2 separate regions of the Homo sapiens genome follow, and region 1 is linked to region 2. A link is a loop called in an ENCODE intact Hi-C map of the cell type or tissue named here. Cell type or tissue: dorsolateral prefrontal cortex. All regions are shown on one strand. Links, peaks and the distances in the headings refer to the core of each region. The heading gives the core; the rest is flanking DNA.

The links. Peaks named below come from ENCODE experiments on the same cell type or tissue, not always from the same donor. Only the 100,000 strongest peaks of a DNase experiment are listed, where the experiment ranks them.
Region 1: a loop joins it to region 2, with 2.1 times the contacts of the local background. A loop is called at or near these places in 2 of 110 quality-filtered maps.

Annotation. Positions count from the first base shown.
Region 1 is chr13:22,048,517-22,059,326 of GRCh38, reverse strand. It overlaps a transcript of LOC105370108 not described here. Among named protein-coding and RNA genes, the nearest start is that of LINC00540, 160 kb to the left of the region's middle. In dorsolateral prefrontal cortex, for the core only: no CTCF peak of the experiment used is centred there; no DNase peak of the experiment used is centred there; H3K27ac peaks cover 347 bases.
Region 2 is chr13:21,989,475-22,000,284 of GRCh38, reverse strand. No RefSeq gene overlaps it. Among named protein-coding and RNA genes, the nearest start is that of LINC00424, 120 kb to the right of the region's middle. RefSeq lists an enhancer at 1,269-1,438. In dorsolateral prefrontal cortex, for the core only: no CTCF peak of the experiment used is centred there; no DNase peak of the experiment used is centred there; H3K27me3 peaks cover 825 bases.

The DNA of each region.
Region 1 (10,810 bases), core at 1,308-9,307, 59 kb before region 2:
GTTCATTTGTTTCATATATATCTTCATATTAAAATATGTTTAATATTTTGTGTGTAAAACAAAGTTTGTGTTAAGTAATTCTGTGTGGAGTTTTCTACCTGCGACACTGGCACTCAAAAAGCTTGATTTTGGAGCCTTTGAGATTTTGGATTTTCAGATGAATGCTCAACACGTTTTCTGCCTTCCTCATCGGACTATAAGCTCCAAGAGGAGGGGGTTCTTACTCTGTCATTTCATTGCTCTATGCCTAGCGCCTTGAACACCCTCTTAGTATACAGTTAAATGCTGAGCAAGTATTTACTGAATAAATTTTAAATAGAATCAACAAATTGAAAATATGGGCCCATTTTCTCCTAGTATGGTGTGAGAATCTGTATTGAGGATCATACTTGACCATGGAGCAAACAAGTCTTCCCAAGGCAGTGACAGCAAAACAAAAATGGAAAGAAGTTAGTCATACCAGGTAGCCAGGCCAGATAAGGCAAAAGCATCTGGACAAAGGCCACATCCTCCAAAGGTCCCACTGCAATGCTTGATTGAGGAGTGATGGAAGATCTTGCTGTGGGATCTCAGGTTACAAAAACAGAGAGTCAGGTAGACAGGTTGGTGAGGAAAAGATCACACCCAGCCCATCAGCCTCAGAAGGCTTCACCTTAAACTCAATGGGAAGCCCAATGGCCTTGATCATGGTAGAGAATACCACCAGAGGTGGCAAGGCTGCTGCAGGGAGAAGACGCTGCCAGGGATGTTGGAACTGGTTTACCCACCATTGAAGGTACCTGGCCAGGAGATGTGGCTCTGGACAGTGGAAGACAGGTTTAAAAATTATTGGGAGGCAGAATCAAGAAATATTTTTCACTGATTGCATATGAGTGGAAAGGGAGAGTGAAGTAAAGAATAGCTCCCAGGACTTTTGCATTAGCTAATGGGTAAAAGGTGAAGCTATTGTGAAGAAAGGTGATGAATAAATGGGTTGGGGGATGGGATAATATTACACTTCAGTCTGGACCTAAAGCCTGAAAGATTTATTTCACCAGTGTAAATGCTTCCATCTAGGTATATGCTCTTCCCCACATAGAATTCATTTTCTTCATTCTCAGGATACTTGCTTATGCCAAGCTTTCTACTCCAAATGCCATTCCTGTTCCTTTCTATTGTCCACTGTCCTTTAAAACCCAGCTTACACATTCAATGCCCAGATCTTGGTTCCTCACACCATTCTCTAATAAAAGAAACTGCAGCTCCTTGGAAATATGGCTGATTCTAAGGCTGGAACAGGAAATATGCAAGAAGGGCCTGGAGCATCTCTTAGTACCTGTAAGTAAGGAAGTGCCGAGAAACACACACAGTGATGAGTGCGTATGTCACAGGGAGCAGGAGTCCATTGAGTGGGCTCCCAGGTCCAAAGCTGGAAAAATTTGAGCAACCAAATAAATGATGTAGCATTGAAACATAACTAAAAGTATAGCATATATATCCATGAGCCCATACTGATATAAATAAATGATTGAATTAACAAATAAATAAATGAGAGAAAAGCAGAATCTTCCGTGCAGAAAAATTCCAAATAATTTATGTAAATAGTCTGTCCTCAGGGAGGTGGAGCATCACACCCCATCCCTTAAGTGTGAGCTGGGCAGAGTGACTTCCTTCTAAAGAATACAGAAAAGAAAACGGGGAAATTAGAGTTACTTAACAGTGGAGAAACCTGACAAACTACCTCAACCAGGTGATCAAGGTCAGTATCAACAATGATAAAACATGTTGATAGTATGGACCCTTGATATGTGCTGAGAGGGGCATTTCAACTCTGTGGTCTTCCAAAACCCCATCATACCAGTTCTATCACGAGAAAAACCTCAGACAAATCCAAACTGAGAGACATTCTGCAATGCACATAACCAGCACTCTTCGAAACTGTCAAGGCCATCAAAAGCAGGGGGAGTGCCTGTAATCCTAGCACTTTGGGAGGCTGAGGCGGGTGGATCACAAGGTCAGGAGATCGAGACCATCCTGGCTAACACGGGGAAACACCGTCTCTACTAAAAAATACAAAAAATTAGCCAGGTGTGGTGGCAGGCACCTGTAGTCCCAGCTACTTGGGAGGCTGAGACAGGAGAATGGTGTGAATCCAGGAGGCGGAGCTTGCAGTGAGCCAAGATCATGCCACTGCACTCCAGCCTGGGCGACAGAGCAAGACTATGCCGGAAAAAAAAAAAAAAAGCAGGGAGAGTTTGAGAAACTATCACAGCCCAGAGGAGCCTAAAGCAACGTGATGACTAAATGTTAACGTGGTCTCCTGGATGGGATTCTGGAATGGAAAAAGGACATTATGGAAAAACTAATGCAGTCCAATAAAGAAGGGACTTGAGTTGATAAAAATGACTTGGTGACAAATGTACCCCAGTAATGCAAATGGTTAACTGTAAGGGACTTCTGTGGCATATGGGAACTCTCTGCACTATCTTTACAACCTTTCTGTAAGCCTAAAACTATTGTGAAATTAAAAGTTTATCTGATGGGGGACAAGCTTACATCCCACCCCTCCAGAAAGTCTTTCTCACTCTTCACTTCTCACAGGGAAGCCTATGCCTCCTCCTTGCACGTAGGCACTAAGTCTGCAAAGCTTATTGTCACTGGCATTGTGTTGCATTTAAGTGGTCCCCTCACTGTGTGCAGGTCTGTGGGTTCTATCTTTCCTACTGAAGGACAGACTTCCTAAAAGCAATGGTGCAGCCCTATCTGTCCTGGGTTTGTATCCATGGCAGTAGTCCAGGGCTTCTATGCAGTGGACACTTACACATCGGCCTTGAAAAAGTCACTTCTTCCTCTTCTTTAGAAGTAGAACAGACATAAATGACACTGACCTAGATTAGGAGGAAGTTTTCTTAGAAGTAATGAACTACAGAATGGTTTTATAAGTTATTGCACATAAACAACTAAACACTATACGGAAGACATAGAAAATAATAGATGTCCGTTGTGGCTACTACTACAACACGGTTGGCCTTTCATCTCCCCTTTGTCTCCCCAAAGACACATACTTCTGCCATCCAACAAAAGCTCTCATCCCTGCATCCAATCAATGGCCAAGTCCTATCAATTCTGCTTCTTAAATATCCCTTGCATGCGCCCATTTCTCTCCACCCCCATGGTCAACACAGTCATCTAAGTCAATGGCATCTCTGGCTAAAACATGACCATTTGGGGCTCTGGTTTGTCTTCTTGCAAACACTCTCATCCTGTCCACAATAATTTTTCCATGATCTTTTTAATATGACCATCTTATTATGGAATTCCCATGCTCAAACCCTTCTGTGTCCAATCCAGCTTCAAAATCCTTTCCAGGGCCACAAGGGTCTGTGCCTCTCTGGCCCCAGCCCTACCCCTCATCTTCTCTTCAATCACTGTGATCCAACCTATTGGCCTCTTGCCACCTCTGCCATGTTTTTTTTTTTTTTTTTTTTTGTCCAATCTCAGGGCCATTGTAGATGCATAGATGTTGTTTCCTTTGCCTAGAAATCCTTCCACCCTCTTGTCCACCACCCTGTTTTTGCCTGAGTAATTTCAATCTTTCTCCAGATCATGAATACAAATAACCTCCTCAGGGAGCTATTTCCTGAGGAAGTAATATGTATTCAACCCAACTTGGTCTATGTGCAGGAGCATACTGTGAACGCACTTTGGCAAAGCAAAGGAAGACCCATTCGCCATATGTTTAATGTGACCCCATGCAGGACAGAAAGCTCCACATCACTATTATCTGCCCCTCCGTCCCTAGGACCAGCCTAGCGACTGGCTAGAGCAGGGACTCTGTGAACATGAGCAGACTGTTGGATGAAGGGATCTATCCACTGATTCCTCTGTCTCCCTTCCAAGCACAGTGCAGCATTCCTGACATTCTTCCTGGTTCTCCTCTTTCATAATGCTTCTATTCCCCGTTTGACATGAATGACCAATGGCACAAATGTCAAAAGTCTCTTTCCAGAGCACCTGGGGGAGTCTTTGAGGATGTTTGATTCACCTCATTTGTCTCTACTGAATTTTTCCCAGGTGGGAGTATTTTCCATCTTTATCACAGTGATTTGTTCATCATCATACAAATTATGATAGGGAACCACATCAAACATGACTCAAAACAAGGAAACGAAATATATTTTGCACAGCTAGTTCATCAAGATTGAAGCCAAACAATATTCACTGTGCATAAAAGGCACATCAAGCCTTAACTTGGTCCCTTTTAAGAGGATGACACAATTTCTGGGGTAGTAAGACATTAGGGAAGATCATATGATGCTTTAGTGAAAATGTCCCTTTGGTTTTTCCTCAGCCTGTCCAAGCTCCCATGATTCACTGAGGAAACGGCCTTATTAAGGGATAATAGGTTATGTGGTCCCCTCAGTTGAGAAAAAGTTTCTGCAAGTTAATTACTCTTTCTGGGCCTCTGACCTATTTGAATCTGGCCAAAATGCCTGAATAGGGTTTTCTTCACACGTCTGACTTAGCATCAGTGAGAAAGAACTGGAAACTTCTCAAGTAAGATGTCCTCATAAGAATTTCTACAACCCTGCCTTTGTGGTCTGTCGCTTCCAATAAAAAGAAGGTTATGCTGGGCTGGGCATCTCATGATCAGTGAGAACCACTCTAAGAATCAGCCAGTCCAATAAATGTGGGTTTGGAGTGTGCACAGTGCTCATACATGTGTGTGCATGTGTATGTTTGTGTATGTGTTTTTATGCCTGTGTGCACGCATGTGCATGTGTGTATGCATATGTGTGTGTGCGTGTGTGAATTATGTCAGTCACACAACTGTTTTCAAAGAAAGAGGTGAGTCTGTTCTCACAGCACCTCACCTTTTCTTCCAAAAAGCTGTTGGAGGGGTTTTAAGTTAATTCCACCCTTCAGCTCTTAAGTCAGAACACAACTCTATCTACATCTTGTTTTTAAAAGATCAGTGAACTCTTTGACATTGTCTGTAATTTGTGTGTGTTTGTCCATTTACACATTGTTCAGGAGAGGGGGTCAAAAGTTTACCTCAGTTTCCTTTTTAAAAATTTTATGGGTACATAGCAGGGTCTTTATTTATGGGGTACAAGGAATATTTTATTTTATTTACGGGGTACAGGCATGCAATGCATAATAACCACATCAGGGTAAATGAGGTATCATCACCTCAAGCATTTATCCTTTCTTTGTGTTACAAACAATCCAATTATACTCTTTTAGTTATTTATAAATGTATGATAAATTATTGCTGACTGCTGGTACCCTGCTGTGCTATCAAACACTAGATCTTCTTTATTCTACCTAACTGTATTTTTGTACCCATTAACCACCCCCCTCCCCCTCCCACTACCCTTCCCAGTTCCTGGGATCTGTCATTCTACTCTCTCAGACTCTTAAAAAGGTCAGTCTGATTTAAATAAAAGGAAGAAAAAGTAGAAGAAGCCCAACCTCTGGTCGTAGACTGACCTAGATATCCAGTTTCTCTAGACCTCGTACAGGGGAGTAGTTCCTCACCCAGAGGACATGGTGGGCATCCGTATATGATGCATGCAGAGGCACAAACAGAACACTTGTCAAATGACAGATACTCTATAGATACTGTGATGTTTATACACTTTAGTCCACCCCCAAAGGCACCCATCCTCCTCTTTCCAGACTGGAGATGAAGCCAGCGAGGCAATTCTCCCAACCACGGCTCTGGCACCAGCTTCTGCGGCCTGTTGCGTGTGGATGTGCCATAGACCCATCAATTGGAAGACAAGGATGTGTTCCCAGCACCTTTCATTTCAGAGGTATGGGTATGAGGAGAATGTCCTCCAGCGACCAAAGTGCAGAGAGAAACTTCAGTAAGAAAATCCGTTTGCTACAAGGCAAAGTATTATCCGACCTCTCCTGGGGGTGTTATCATAAAGTCAACACAGAGAGCCCCTGGAAATTACAGTGCATTCAGGATTTCCCAATTTACCACAGGCCTTCAGAGCCACATTTGGCAACAGCCTATTTCCAATGTATTGAAAGAGAGGTAGAGACCTCAGCTCTGACCTAATTACAGCCCTTCTGTTTGTCTCCTCCTCCCTGGAGGGAGGGGCCGTCCTCCTCAGCATCTTAGTCTATCTCCAGGTGGGCCAGGTGGCCTGTGGTTACAAACTTGTTGGGTATTTTGCTGTGGCTGAATTGCCTATGATTTGGGTTTTCACTTAGAATATCATATGAAAATCACCCGAACCTATCTAGCTAGCTAGCTAGCTAGCTAGCTAGCTAGCTATCTTTAGAGACACCTCATTCTGTCGCCCAAGCTGGAGGGCAGTGATGCAATCATAGCTCGCTGCAGCCTTGAACTGCTGGGCTCAAGCGATCCTCCTGCCTCAGTCTTCCAAGTAGCTAGGACTACAGGCACGTGCCACCATACCCAGATAATTTTTCAAATTTTGTAGAAATGGCGTCTTGCTATGTTGTCCAGGCTGGTCTCAAATTCCTGGCCTCAAGTGAGCCTCCAGCCTCAGCCTCCTAAAGAGCTGAGATTACAAGTGTGAGCCACCATGCCTGACTACTGCATGCCCATCGTGTGCAGAATAACGCTGTGATTCTTTCCTTCAAGGCATCTACTGAATGTTAATGTGCACGTTTGAAAGCTATCTGTGGTAGGCTGTACACTATTTCCTCACAATTTTCCCTTCTCTCTCACCTCTGCCATGCTTCACTTTCACCCCAGAATAGGCATCCCTGCTCTACTGATGTTCAACTTGGCCATGTGGCCGTTTTTGGACAATGGAAAGGGATGGCTAGGCCAGTTCCAAGCCAGAGCCATGGGAGGATCCCCTGTCGCCAATGATCCTACCCCACACCCACCCCTACCACGAGAACTCACCTCGTCTAAGGGCTGCTTCCTCAGCCCGAGTTTCAAGACAAGACCCACACAGAGAAGCCCTGAACCAACAGCAGGAGCCTGCAGCGAGTGCAGCCTTGCCCAGCTGAGTTGTCACTGACCCACAGGCCCAACTGTGAGCAATCAATGCTTGTTGTTTTCAGCCAATGAGACATTGGGTTGTATGTTACATACCATTATTTGACAGAAACCTGGGTGTTTAACTCAAGGCCTGCTTTGGTGATCTCCTCTCTCAACTGACTGCCAGACTACTCATGAAGCATTCTATCATGCACTGTTTGCAATTGTAAGTTATCATCTTATGCATCATGTTTTCCCAGCAGGACTGGGAACCCCAGAACCCAGGAAGTGTGTCCTCTGCTTGTTTGCATCTCCTACTCTTCCCACCTTATTACCTCTAATATATGATAATTTAAAAGTTTTCATTAATAACTCATATTTCTTCAATGTTCTGTAATGATTATTCACGACTAGCCACTGTAGCATATTACATTATAATCAAACACAAAAGGAGTTGGAAGATGTCCTTTATAACTACTAACATTTGAGCCGGGTGTGGTGGCTCACGCCTGTAATCCCAGCACTTTGGGAGGTCGAGGTGGGTGGGCCACGAGATCAAGAGATCAAGACCATCCTGGCCAACATGGTGAAACCCCGTCTCTACTAAACATACAAAAACTAGCTGGGCGTGGTGGCACTTGCCTATAGTCCCAACTACTCGGGAGGCTGAGGCAGGAGTATTGCTTGAACCCGGGAGATGGAGGTTGCAGTGAGCCGAGATCGTGCCACTGCACTCCAGCCCAGCTGCAGGTGAGACTACATCTCAAAAACAAAACAAAACAAAAAAACAAAAACAAAACAAAAATAACTACTAACATTTATTGTTGACTTACTAAAAACTGTTCCAAGCACTTCGCCTTAACCCACTTAGTCCTTTCAGCAGCCAAATGAGGGAAAGACTGTGAGTTCCCAAGTTCACACTACGAGCCAGTGGTGCAGCCAAGATGAGAATTCAGGTCATCTGGCCCCAGATCACATGATCCTAGCTAAATGAAAGGACAGTGAATCCTGCTGGTATCCTCTCCCCGGTCACACTGGTTACTCAGCCTAGCCAGCTTCTTAGCTGGGGAGCTGCCAGTGTCATATGCAGCCCGTTCTGTTGCTGGACACAACAGTTGTAAGAAAGGTCTTCTCAATGGTGCAAAATCTGGTGCTTCTACTCCTTTGAGCCAATGCAGAGTACATCTTCCTCAAGCAGCCCATCAAATGACCGCAGGCTCTGAGGACACCCCTGACAAAGCCTCCAAGCCAGAAGAGGTAACCAGCCCTTTCCTGTGGTGGCCCTTTCATGCCACATCCTCTCATCCCTGATCTTCACAACACACAGCCTTGCCTATACTGTTTACAAAAGTGCTTTAAAATGAGGAAAGCTTGAACAAAAATGCAGGCACTGTGATTACTGATAGAATGGACACTCGACAAATGCTAGTTGAACTGAATTAGTCACACCCACTGAGAAATGGTTGAGATATCTAAAAACATTGTTTCTTGAAATCTTTATTTCTTTATTGAATTTCAGGGAAGGAAAGCACCAGACACATCGTCCTGAGATCTGTGATTCTGGAGTGTGCGACAGAAGCTTTTGACAAAGAGGTGAAAGCAGTTAGTTAAAACCTGGCCCAACAAGTGGAAGAACAAGTGATACACTCTAGGAACGGTCACCACAAGGGATAACCTACACGAGGAACCTCCCTCGAGAGAACCCAGAAGAAGCTCTCACCAGAACACCAGCAGGAGAGCCACAGTTCAGAGGGCAACCACTTCAGACACATGCCCTCGCTGTAAGTAGGCCTCGGTCTATATCTCAGTGGCTGATGGTGATATCAAGTTCATGCTCAGTTTTTACAAGCTAACAAAAATATATATAAAAGCTCTCCTCAAATAAATGCATATTGTACTCTAAATACACAAAGATCATTTCATTTTTATTTTAAGCTTTTATTTTAGGTTCAAGGGTACATGTGCACATTTGTTATATAGGTCAACTGTGCCACGGGGGTTTGTTGTACAGATTTTGTCACCTAGGTACTAACTAAGCCTACTACCCAATAGTTATTTTTTCTGCTCCTCTCCCTCCTCCCAGCCTCCACCCCCAGGTAGACCCCAGTGTCTGCTGTTCGCCTCTATACATCTATGTGTTCTCATCATTTAGCTCCCACTTTAAGTGAGCATATGCGGTATTCGGTTTTCTGTTCCTGCATTAGTTTGCTAAGCATAATGACCTCCAGCTCCGAAGATCATTTTCATGACTTTTTTCCTGTCTCTAGGGAAATTCACGTGTTCTTGTTTGAAATACTTCCTCCTTACAAAGAAATAGGGTATGTGGCTCGGTGGTCAGACATGTTCTTCGGAGCCAGACCACCAAGGATACTAGGTCTGGATCTTCCCCCATGAGGTAAGGTCCTGGGCAAGTTAGGAAAGTGCTCTTGGTCTCAAGACTCCTCATGACTAAAAAGCAGATGACAACACCACCTATATTGCAGGACTCTCCCAGTGATTCAATGAAGTAAAGCAATTAACATGATACCCATCCATGGATATAGCTATCATTATAGCCAATGCTTCTAGATTAGATCAATAGATGAGGAGGGTGGATCCTTGTAGTCAAGGTACTTTTTACTACTAAGCAAGCAAAGGTTGATAATGTCATATAGCTTGTTTTCATATTATGCATATGGAAATAGCAGAGCTTTCCCTCTCCCACACTGTGAATAGACTCATGGGCCTCAGTGCTCTCAGGGCCTCAGCTTTTATTTAGAAAGCTAAGTTGTCTGCTGGCAAACTTTCAAGCTCCATTTCTTCATGCTTGATAGACCACAAACCAGCTCCATGAGCCGGAGAGAAGCTGCAATTAATAAGCAAGTCGAGGCACTCTCTCTCCTAAACATGCCATGCTCATGTCTTACTGGAAAGAGAAGTGACCCTCCAGGAAGAATATGACTTAGTGATTGAGTGTCTCCATTTGATGGGCACAACAGGGTTGAAGAAAATGTAGTAAAACTCAATTAGCGTTAATGCTTAGGAACCGGGTAAGTGGGTTGGTTTGCTTCCATTTTCTGCCCCCTGTGGCAGTCTTTTTTCCTTATGCCCTCCTTCTTGGCCTTGCTTTTTCCTTATATTCTTTCAATATTTTTTGAGTGTCTACCACCTGCCTAAGTATGGAAATTTCAAAGGTGAAAGGGTCCCAGCCTTTGCCTTCAGGAAGGTCACACTGCAGTGAGGAAAACAAGACACTTCCAGAGAAAAATCGCAAAACCACAGAGAAGTGCAGCACTAAAGACAAACAGACAACGTGGGACTCCACTCTCTGGATATGAGAAGTTTACAGTGTAGGAGACATGAGAGTAAAGCTCGGTTTTCCAGGAAAGGCATTCTTTCCATCTTTATTGGATTCGAGTTTTAAAACTATATACTGGATTTCTCTCCTGACTTAATTTTTCCTAAAGTAAAACAAACATAATGCAAGCGAGTCTTCATGGGCTGCTTGAGACTCATACAGTACAAATAAAATTGTATTTTACAGTAAAACAAAGGCAGATGTTTGGGAAGGCTGTCTACCTCGATTGTTAATAAAAGAAACTTATGTTATCCATCATGTTTTGTGTGATTTGTCTGTTTCTTCTAAGCATTAAGGGAGGGGCAATTTGAGTGAGGTGAGAAGTTTGGTGAGCTAGATTTTAAGTGGCCCCCAACCCAGGGAAACATACACCATGTGCTCCAGGCTTGGTGGGGATGGTGCGTGGATGAGAGCAGACAGGTGCATCCACACCTCAGGTGCACCCTACTCAGCTTCTCCAGCACTTGGGAGCACCCCCAGTTTGGTGCAGTGAAAAGGATGTCTGGCTTTGGTTTCAGAAC
Region 2 (10,810 bases), core at 1,357-9,356:
GCACAGGATGGGGGCATGGCAGGCCAGGGTGATCTTGCGAAATGCAACATTTGGTCAGGAAATGCCTGTCCTCACCTAGGTCCAAGGGGGTAGAGCCCTAGCCAGGGACCATGCCTTCCTCTAACCAACACTTTCCCATTATGTGTTATTTAAAGGGACCACGCCCTTCCCTTCCCAGCACTTCCCTTCCATATCATTACTAGGAGAGGGGGTGCAAAAAGAAGCACAAGTCAGAATAACCCTGGAGAAGGTCCTATCCATTTCAGAGAAGACATGTGAGACCACAGTGAGCATTCAGTGTGGCGCTACCCAGAAATGGGGCCAGCGCAGAAGCACAGCGACATCACTCTGCCTTCTCCTGGAGCAGAGGAGCAAGTTGAGAAGGACTGGGAGCAGGCCTGAAATCCCAGCTGGGCATGAAGTGTGCTTGTGAGGGCCAGAGCAGGCTTGGCCTCAGCGAGGTGAGAGCTGAGGAAGCCCTCTTGCCTTCCTGCACCCAGATTCTGGAGTGGCCCACGTTCCAGCCACAGCTTCTGTCTCCAGCCCGCCCTTGGATTCTCCCTCCTCCACCTCTCTTCTTTCCCTGAAATCTCTCCTCCACAAACTACTTCAGAACAAGACACACTCTTCCAACTTCTCACCTGCTGGCCCTGACTGAAGGGCTCAAGCATTATGACCATTTTAAAGAGATGTTTTTTCAAATACTAACAACAAGAAAATGTATGAATATTTTCAACAGAAAATTTACGAATATTTTCAACAGAAAATTCAAGGAACAGGCATCATAAAAGACACTGTGTAGCCAAGAACGCTTTGGACGGCCAGGGAGGAGCTGGGTTGTTGCTCAGGCTTTGGGACCGACTGGTCAGGTGAATGCAGGTGTCTCAGATCACATGGGAAGCAGGAGAGGCAGGAGAATGGTGGTCCAAGCTGCGTGCTCCCAAATAGCAAACAGTTCTCTTGATCAGAAATCCCTAAGGCCTCACAGCACATATTGGGCTCTCTCTTGACATGTCTTGATGTCCAGGCTCCAGACACAGCACAGAGCATTTCCTCCCAGCTGCCAGCCCCTCCTGTGTGCTGGTGAGCACAGAAGTGTGCTTGAGGCTCAGCTGAGCACTCAAACCAGCTGTCAGGCAGATGAGGGGAGCATTAAGTCTCTGATATGCCCTGGCATTCTCTCCAAGAGTGGCGTGAGAAGGACTGGTCTGCTGCAAGGGACTGGCACTGCACAGGGAGAGCCCAATTCACATCAAACAGGAGAACACTGCAACCCAACGGTGTATTTTCCCTTGCGCACTTTTTCCTTTCAAAAGCATTCATTTCAGGAATGATGCTTAGCTATCAGAGCACTGAACACAAAATCCAAGATAATGTGGGCCCTCCTAGTGCTAGAAACACAGCCCTCTGAATGCTCAGGCTTATTAAACTGCCTTAATAACATGCCTTTTTTTTCCCCTCATTAACTATTTCAAAGTTAGTGACTTTGTGGGATCCTGGGGGAAGCTGTAAAAGGCAGATCAAACGAAACAGTCTCTGCCCATCCCAGTCCCTCCACCCTCTGAGCTCCCTGCCCGTCCATTACCGTAGAATGCTGTTTACAGCCCTTTTCATCTCTCACTACCTGCTTCTGAAGAGGAATGGGGTCGGCAAGAAAAGGGCAGGAGGAAGGAAGTCTGAAGCCATCGAAGGCTGGGCATAAAGACAGCAAATGAGGCAGAAGCGAGCAAAGGGAAGATCCCTCCTGCCTGGGGCTGAATTCCCCATTCTCTCCAGCTTGCTGCAGGTCCTTCACACAAGTCTCTGCTCTGGAAGGCTCGAGTTGCACTTCATGGACTGGGTGTCTGGACCCCTACTGGACAGCTCCCAGTAGGCACAGATGCCGTCTCTCACTTGTCAGGGCTCCTGTAGCCTAGCTCAGGCCTGTGGAGGTGCTCCCGGAAGGGTTGAATGGGCAGAGAACACGCCAGTCAGGGGCCCTTGGGAAAGACACCACGGGAAACCCACCTTCATTTTTCTTTTTGAAAAATGAAAATGCTGCATAAGACGACTTCTAAGGTCCCACCAAGTCTGCTGAGGTTTTACTATAGTGCATGCTCGTTACAGAAAACATGGAGGACACTGAGAAGAGGGGCCGACTGCCCACCTCCCTATCAACCAGTGCTGTTAGTGTGAGTTGGGACATTTACTTCCAGAATCTCAAAACTGCACTGAGCTTTGAAACTTCATCCAAAAGGAAATCAGTTTGTCTAAGAGATATCGACACTCCCATGTTTATTGCAGCACTATTCATGGCAGTCAAGATTTGGAAGCAATCCAATTGTCCATCAACAGATGGATGAATGAATAAGGAAAATGTGCTGCATACACACCATGGGGCACTATCCAGCTGTGAAAAAGAAAGAGATCCTGCCTTGTGCAACAACATGGATGGAATTGGAGGACATGATATTACGTGAAATAAGACAGGTACAGAAAGAAAAGCTTTGCATGTTCTCACTTATTTGTGGGAGCTAAAAAATTAAAACAATTGAACTCATGATGATAGAGAGTAGAATGATGGTTACCAGAGACTGAGAAGGACAGTGGGGAAGTGGGGATGGATAATGGTACAAAAATATGGTTAGATACAGTGAATAAGATTTAGTATTTGATAGCATGACAGGGGGACCACAGTCAGCAATAATTTATTGTCCAGTCTAGAATAACTGAGGGAGTACAAGTGGAATGTTTGTAACACAAATAAATGATGAATGCTTGAGGTGATTGATACCCCACTTACACATTGCATGCCTGTATCAAAATATTTCATGTACTCCACAAATATATACACCTACTATGTACCTACAAAAATCAAAAATTAAAAAAATTAAAAATTAAAAAAAGACTGGGCGCAGTGGCTCACGCCTGTAATCCCAGCACTTTGGGAGGCCAAGGCAGGCAGAAGCTGAGGCAGACGGATCACCTGAGGTCGGGAGTTCGAGACCAGCCTGGCCAACATGGTGAAACCCTGTCTTTACTAAAATTATAAAAAATATTAGCTGGAGATGGTCACAGGCACCTGCAATCCCAGCTACTCAGGAGGCTGAGGCAGGAGAATCCCTTGAACCCAGGAGGCAGACGTTGCAGTGAGCCGAGATCACGCCACTGCACTCCAGCCTGGGCAACAGAGCAAGACTCCATCTCAAAAAAAAAAAAAAAAAATCAGTTCATAGGAAGTCGTCCCTAGTAGGCGAGACTTGAGCAGGTCACTGTCCTGCAGGGCACTGCCATGGAAACAATGGGCCATGCCTTCTCTACAGAGCTGAGGATTAAGAGGCCTGAGGCCTCGACACTATGGCTCACTGTATTCAGGCTACGGGGAGAAAGCGAAGGTAGGAGGAACTGCCCACCACTCAAAATCACACCCATGAGGCAACCTGGAGCCACATCCTTCTCTGACTGAACTTTCTCCTTTTTTTCTCTAGCTGCAGAATCACAGGAGTGAAAAAGAAAAAGGAAGTTGTTGGCCAGGCGCGGTAGCTCACGCCTGTAATACCAGCACTTTGGGAGGCCAAGGCAGGCGGATCACGAGGTCAGGAGATAGAGACCATCCTGGCTAACACGGTGAAACCTCATCTCTCCTAAATATACAAAAAAATTAGGCATGGTGGCGGGCACCTGTAGTCCCAGCTACTCGGGAGGCTGAGGCAGGAGAATGGCGTGAACCCGGGAGGCGGAGTTTGCAGGGAGCCGAGATAGCGCCACTGCACTCCAGCCTGGGTGACAGAGTGAGATTCTGTCTCAAAAAAAAAAAAAAAAAAAAAAAAAGAAAGAGGAAGTGTGTGCTTTACCTTGTCAAAACTGAACAAAAATGTATATGTCTATTATGTATCAAGAAAAAATAAAATTTTTTGTAAAACTGAACTTACTATGTCCTTGAAGGAAAAGTCTTCTTGATTTATCCAAGGAGAAACGGAAACCCGTTGCTACCAGATTTCCTCCCAGTCAGGCCTGCACCCTCCCTCTTTTGGGTCCCATGGAGCTCTCTGGTCCACCAGCCAGGGAACACTTGCCACTTTGACTTCAGCTATGGGGATGCATGCCTTCTCCCAGGAAGTGCAAGCTGCCTTCTGATGATATCGGTCTTGGTGGCCTCACAGCCCTTAGCACAATGGGTGGTTCATAGGAGATGATTAGCAATTTTGTTGAACTGATGAATTAATTATAAAATTTGGTAAGTAGATGTGATAAATTTTGTATTGCTTAAGTCTACTTTGGGCATTTTGGAGGAATCTCCTTACCCTGTCTTTAAAATCTTTCTCCTTTCTGAAAAGTAAGATTTGGATCAAATTAATAATCAAATTTTGTTTGAAATCCACACGTTAGGCATGTTTTCTAACTCACAATTCCTACTGCACTTAAAACACCTCCTGTACTTTCCTTTCCCTGAAAGTATCTTGGTATAAGAGATGGCAACCTATATAAATCCAATTCTCTAGTAACAAGGTAGAAATTGCACTTAGAAAAAACTAGCTCATTCTGCTTAAATATAGCGATTTCTAGGGATTGAGTAATGTGGACATGGGTATATTTCTGGACTGTCTCCATTCCAAGACTTCTGTGGGTTCCTGAGAAGAAGCTGATGTTCTAATCTGTCTAAATTACCTAACGCTGGTGTGAGGATGGTCGAGTCAAAAGAGCTGCTAAAAACAACATCAACAACAGCCATTTCTTCCAGAAAACTCAAAGAAACCTTATGGATATATACTCAATAGGCATCAGGACATTTGTAAGAAAAGAGCCAATGTAGGCAAAACTGAATAAAATAAGATGTCAATCCCTGTGACTCCCACGTACCTATTATCTAGTCATTCATTTGTTTAATTCTTCCTATTCAGCCTATAAGTGTTTCTAAGCACTTATTTCACTGGCGATCAACAGTAACCAATAAAATTCACTCATGAATCAACAGTTGACCACCAATTGTGTGTCAGATGATATACTGGGCACTAGGCTTACCAGGGTGAGCAAAAGAGCCATGTCGCTGCTTACAAAGGAAGTATAAATAAGTAAGAGAGGGGCCTAATATACGTTTGGTAATGAGCAAAGGCATCTTTGAAGTAACACCATTTGAGTTGAGAATGGAAGGCTATGTAAGAATTATCCAGGTAAAGAACAGGAGGAGTCTTCCAGGTTGAGGGAAGAGTATGTGGAAAGGTTGCAGGATAGGTGAAGTTCTTCTCACATCACATCCCTCTCACCCATTCTTCTGCCTCCCTTTTCCACTTTTAAGGAATTTTGTGATTACATAGAACCACTCAGATAATTCAGGATAATATCCCTATCCTAAGGTCAGCTGATTAGGATTCTAAATTCCAATGACAATCTTAATTCCCTTTTGCCAAGTAAACCAACACATTCAGACTCCAGGAATTAGGACATGGACATCTCCAAGGAGTTCATTATTCTGTCTACCACAGGGCATCTTCCTCTTGTTCCCAACAATACATGTCTGTCCCAATGTAAAATATATCTATCCCACTTAGAGTTCCCCAAAAGACTCAACCAATTACAGCATCAAATCAAAATCCAAAATCTCATTCAAACCTCATCTGTTCAAAAGTCCTGAATCTCATGATCTAAATAAGGTATGGGCAAGGCATTATGTATAATCCATCTGAGGCATGATTCTTCTCCAACTGTGAGCCTGTAAAATTTAATAAGCCAGTTATCTTCTTCCAAAGTGTGATGATGAAAAGGGCATAGGATAAGGGTCATATACATTCTGGTTCAAGAAGGGAGAAAACAGAAGATAAAAGAGGATTCACTGATTTACTTGTTGGTAAATTCTACCAAATAATTAAAGAATAAATCATGTCAATAATTCACAAACTCTTTCATAAAATTGGGGAGAAGGGAACACATTCTGGTTTGGTTTATGAAATTGACATCATCCTGATACCAAAGTCAAACAAAAAGATGACCCATCCCTGACCAAAGACACCAGTATAGTTAAAAAGCATAGGTTCAAAAATCCCTAACAAATCATTAGTAAACCAAATCAACCCAAAATGTATATATAAATGATAATATATCATGACTTGATATGAATATATCAGTTAAACTCAGGCCAGGAACATGGCATTTGTTTGACACTCAACACACTGAAAACAAAAAGCCATCAGATGATCTGAGTGTGCAGGAGAAGCATTTGACAAAATTCAACATATTTTCAACACAAAACAACAAACAACTCTCAACAAAGTAGGAATAGAAGGAATTCCCCTCAGTCTGATAAAGAACATCTACAAAAAACCAACTGCTAATATCATACTTCACAGTAAAACACTGAACTCTGTCTGTAAGACTAACAACAGGGCAAGAATGTCCTCTCTTATCTCTTCTTTTCATGATTGTACTGGAGGCTTAGTCACTGCATACAGCAAGACAGGAGTAAAACACATAAAGATTAAATAATAATAATAGAAATGGCTTTATTCAAAAATAACATGAATATCTATGTAGAAAATTCATAAAACCTTATTTTAAAAAAACTACTAGAGTGAATAAGTGTAATATCACAAGATACAAGGTCACTATAAAAAATAGTAATGGTAATTCTATATACTAACAATGAAAATTTGAAACTATGGTTAAAATACAATAGCAGTTAAAATCACATTCATAACCAAAAATTCCAGGGATACATTTAACAAAATAAGCACAAGACCTGCACACGGAAAACTGTAAAATGCATCTTAGAGAAATATAAAAAGAAAGACCTAAGTGATTTAAATAGAGACATATACCATATTTCTAGGTTGCACACCCACCCAAAATTGCTAAGATACCAATTCTGTTTATCTGCAGATTTGACACAATCTCCTTTAAAACCCCAGCAAGCTTTTTTTTTCTTGTAGAAGTTGACAGTTTCTTAAAAAAATTTATATATATAAAATGCCAAAAAACAATTAGAATAACTAGAACATACTTGGGGAAAGAAACAAGTTGGAAGAATTACATTTTCTGATTGTGAGATTTATTATAAAGCAATGGTAACAAGTCAATACGGCCTTGAGGAAAAAACTGGATCTTTACCTTACACCACACACAAAAATAAACTCAAAAGGGATTAAAGATCTAAATATAAACCTGAAACCAAAAAATTCCTAGAAGAAAACATAAGGGGAAAGCCCCTTGATATCGGCCTTACCAATAACTTTTTCGATGCCACCAAAGAGTTCAGGCAACAAAAGCAAAAGTGAGCACGTGGGCCTACATCAAACTAAAAAGCTTCTGCACAGCAAAAGGTACAATCAACAAAATGCACAGGCACCAATGGAGTGGAAGAATATATTAGCAAACCATGTATCTCATAAGATGTTAATATCCAAAATATATAAGAAACTCACGTAACTCAACAGCAAAAAAAAAAAAAAATGTTTTTAAATGGGCAAAAGACCTGAATAATCCTTTTTCTAAGGAAGATATAAAAATAGCCAGCAAAATATGGATGAGTCTGGAGGACATTATGTTAAATGAAGTAAGTCAGACACAGAAAGATAAATGCCACACGTTCTCATTCATATTTGGGAGCTTAAAAGAAATGAGTTCATAGAAAGAGAATAGAATTGGCCGGGTGCCGTGGCTCACACCTGTAATCCCAGCACTTACAGAGGAAAAGGCGGGCAGATCACCTGAGGTCAGCAGTTCGAGACCAGCCTGGCCAACGTGGCGAAATCCTGTCTCCACTAACAATACAAAAATTAGACAGGTCTAGTGGCAGGTGCCTGTAATCCCAGTTACTAGGGAGGCTGAGGCACGAGAATCACTTGAACCCAGGAGGCGGAGGTTGCAGTGAGCCAAGATCATGCCACTGCCCTCCAGCCTGGGTGACAGAGCAAGACCCTGTCTCACAAAAAGAAAGAAAAAAAAGAAAGAGAGTAGAACTGTGGTTATTAGAGGCTGAGGAGTGTTGTGGGGAGGGAAGGTAGGGAAAAATTAGTAGAAGGATACAAAATTACAGTTACAGAGGAGCCATGGGTCTGGTGCTTTACAGCACTGTAGGGTGAATATGGTTAATAATAACATTGCATATTTTCAAAAAGCTAGAAGAGAGGATTTTGAGTGTTCACAACACCAACAAATGATAACCGTTTGAAGGGATGGATATGCTCATTGCCCCAATTGGATCATTATATATTGTAGGCATGTACTGAAATATCGCTCTGTATCCCATTAATATGAACAACTATTACATGCCAACTATAAATAAAAGGAAAAAATAGACACCAGACACATGGAAAAAGTACTAATCATTAGGGAAATGCAGAGCAAAACCCCAACGAGATATCACCTCACACCAGTTAGGGGGGCTACTAAAAAATTACAAGTGTTGGTGAGGATGTGGAACAAAGGGAAACCATGTACAATGTTGGTGGAAATGTAAATTGATACAGCCATTTCAGAAAACAGTATGAAGGTTGCTCAAAATACTGAAAATAGAATACTAAATGGTTCTGGCCAGGCACGGTGGTTCATGCCTGTAATCCCAGCACTCTGGGAGGCTGAAGTGGGTGGATCACCTGAGGCCAGGAGTTCAAGACCAGCCTGACCAACATGGTGAAACCCCATCTCTACTAAAAAAAAAAAAAAATACAAAATTAGCTGGCCATGATGGCACACACCTGTAATCCCAGCTACTTGGGAGGCTGAGGCAGGAGAATCACTTGAACGCGGGAGGTGGAGGTTACAGTGAGCCGAGATCACACCACTGCACGCCAGCCTCGACAACAAGAGTGAAACTCCATCTCAAAAGAAAAAAATAAAATGCTAGATGGTCCAGCAATCCCTTTGCTGAGTATGTACCCAAAGGAAATGACAGCAGCACCTCGTAAAGACACCTGCACTCGCACGTGCATGGCATCATTCCAGCCACACTATGCAAACAACCTAAAGTATCCATCAACGGATGAATGAATAAAGCAAGTGTAGTATATATACATAATGGAATATAATTCAGCCTTTAAAAAGAGAGAAATCCTGCCATTTGTGACAATATAGATGGGCCTGGAGAATAGCATGCTAAGTGAAATAAGCCAGACATAGATAAACCAGAAATAAGACTGACAAATTGTATGGTCTTACTTCTATGAAGAATCTTAAAAACAAAAGTTGAATAAATAGATGGCCAGATGCGGTAACTCACGCCTGCAATGCCAGTACTTTGGGAGGCCAAGGTGGGTGGATCACTTGAGGCCAGGAGTTCAAGACCACCAGCCTAGACAACATGGTAAAACTCATCTCTACTAAAAATACAAAAATTCGCTGGGCATGGTGGCGCATGCCTGTATTCCCAGTTACTCTGAAGGCTGAGGCACAAGAATCATTTGAACCCAGGAGGCGGAGGTTGCAGTGAGCTCAGACAGAGATTCTGTCAAAAAAAAAAAAAAAAAAAAAAAAAAAAACAGTTGAAAAAACAGAAGGCTGTTTACCAGGGGCCTGGAGGGCAAACGAGGAGATGTAGTTCAAAGGATATGAAGTTGCAGTCACGCGGGATGAATAAGTCTAGAGATCTAACACACAGCATGAGGACTATAGTTAATATTGTATACTGAAAATGTGCTAAAAGAGTAGATTTTAGGTTCCCTTAACACATGAAAAAGGTATCTATGGAAGGTGATGAATATGTAAATTTGTCTGTAGTAATCACTTTAAGATAAGTATGTATATGCATATCAAAACATCCTATTATATACCTCAAATATAAAAAAATTAATTTTTTTGAAAAAAAAAGACAACTGCCCAATTTAAAATGGGCTAAGAACTTGAGCAGCCATTTTACAGAAGATATATGAATAGCCAATATGCATGTGAAAAAGTGTTCAGCATGGTTGTCAGAGAAATGCAGAGAGAACACAATGAAGTGTCACATTGTCTTCTAAAATGGCTAAAATTTTAAAAGCTGACAATACCAATGTTTTAATAAATTGGAAAAAAACAGCACTCTCATACATTGATGGTGGGAGAACAAAGTAAAACGGTACAACCATTTTTGAAAACTGTTTGGAAGTTTCTTATGAAGCTAAACATACGTTCACCCTATGACCCAGCATTTCTAATCCTAGGTATTTACCCACTAAAACATGTTTGAAAAAATAAAACAAAACAAAAATAAGCAAGCAAACACAAGCCTATATAAGGACATTTATAGTGTCTTTATATCCCAAAATTGGAAACAACTGAAATGTCCATCAACAAGGAAATGAATGAACAAATTATGGTGTATTTATATATGTAATAGAAAACTATTCCACAATAAAAAAAGAATAAACTACTGAGACCTGAAGCGATATGGATGAATCTCAAAAACATGATGTTGAAAGAAAAAAACCAAGATACAAAAAAGTGTATATTGTATGGTTCAATCTATAAGAAGCTCTAGAAAAGGCAAAACTAAACTATGTTGATAGAATCAGACCTGTAGTCACAAGTGTAGAGAGTTTGAGCTTCGACTTAGAAAGGCACGTGAGAACTTCCTGTGGCAATAGAAATGATCTCTGACTTGATCGGAGAAAACACGTTTGTCAAACTCATCACACTGCACGCTTAAGATATGTGCGCTTCACCCTTTGTAAAGTACACCTCAATTTAAACATCCATCAAATTATATCGAACAATTTTAGAAGAAATTTGTGTTTAAAAGAAGAAGAAGCACACCTTTCCCCCAAGTCAACTTTCCATAGAAATATCCATCTATAAATCATATTCAAGAAAGCAACCAAATTGCCCAAGAATAAGGGATCATTGAAACCAAATATAGCATGCA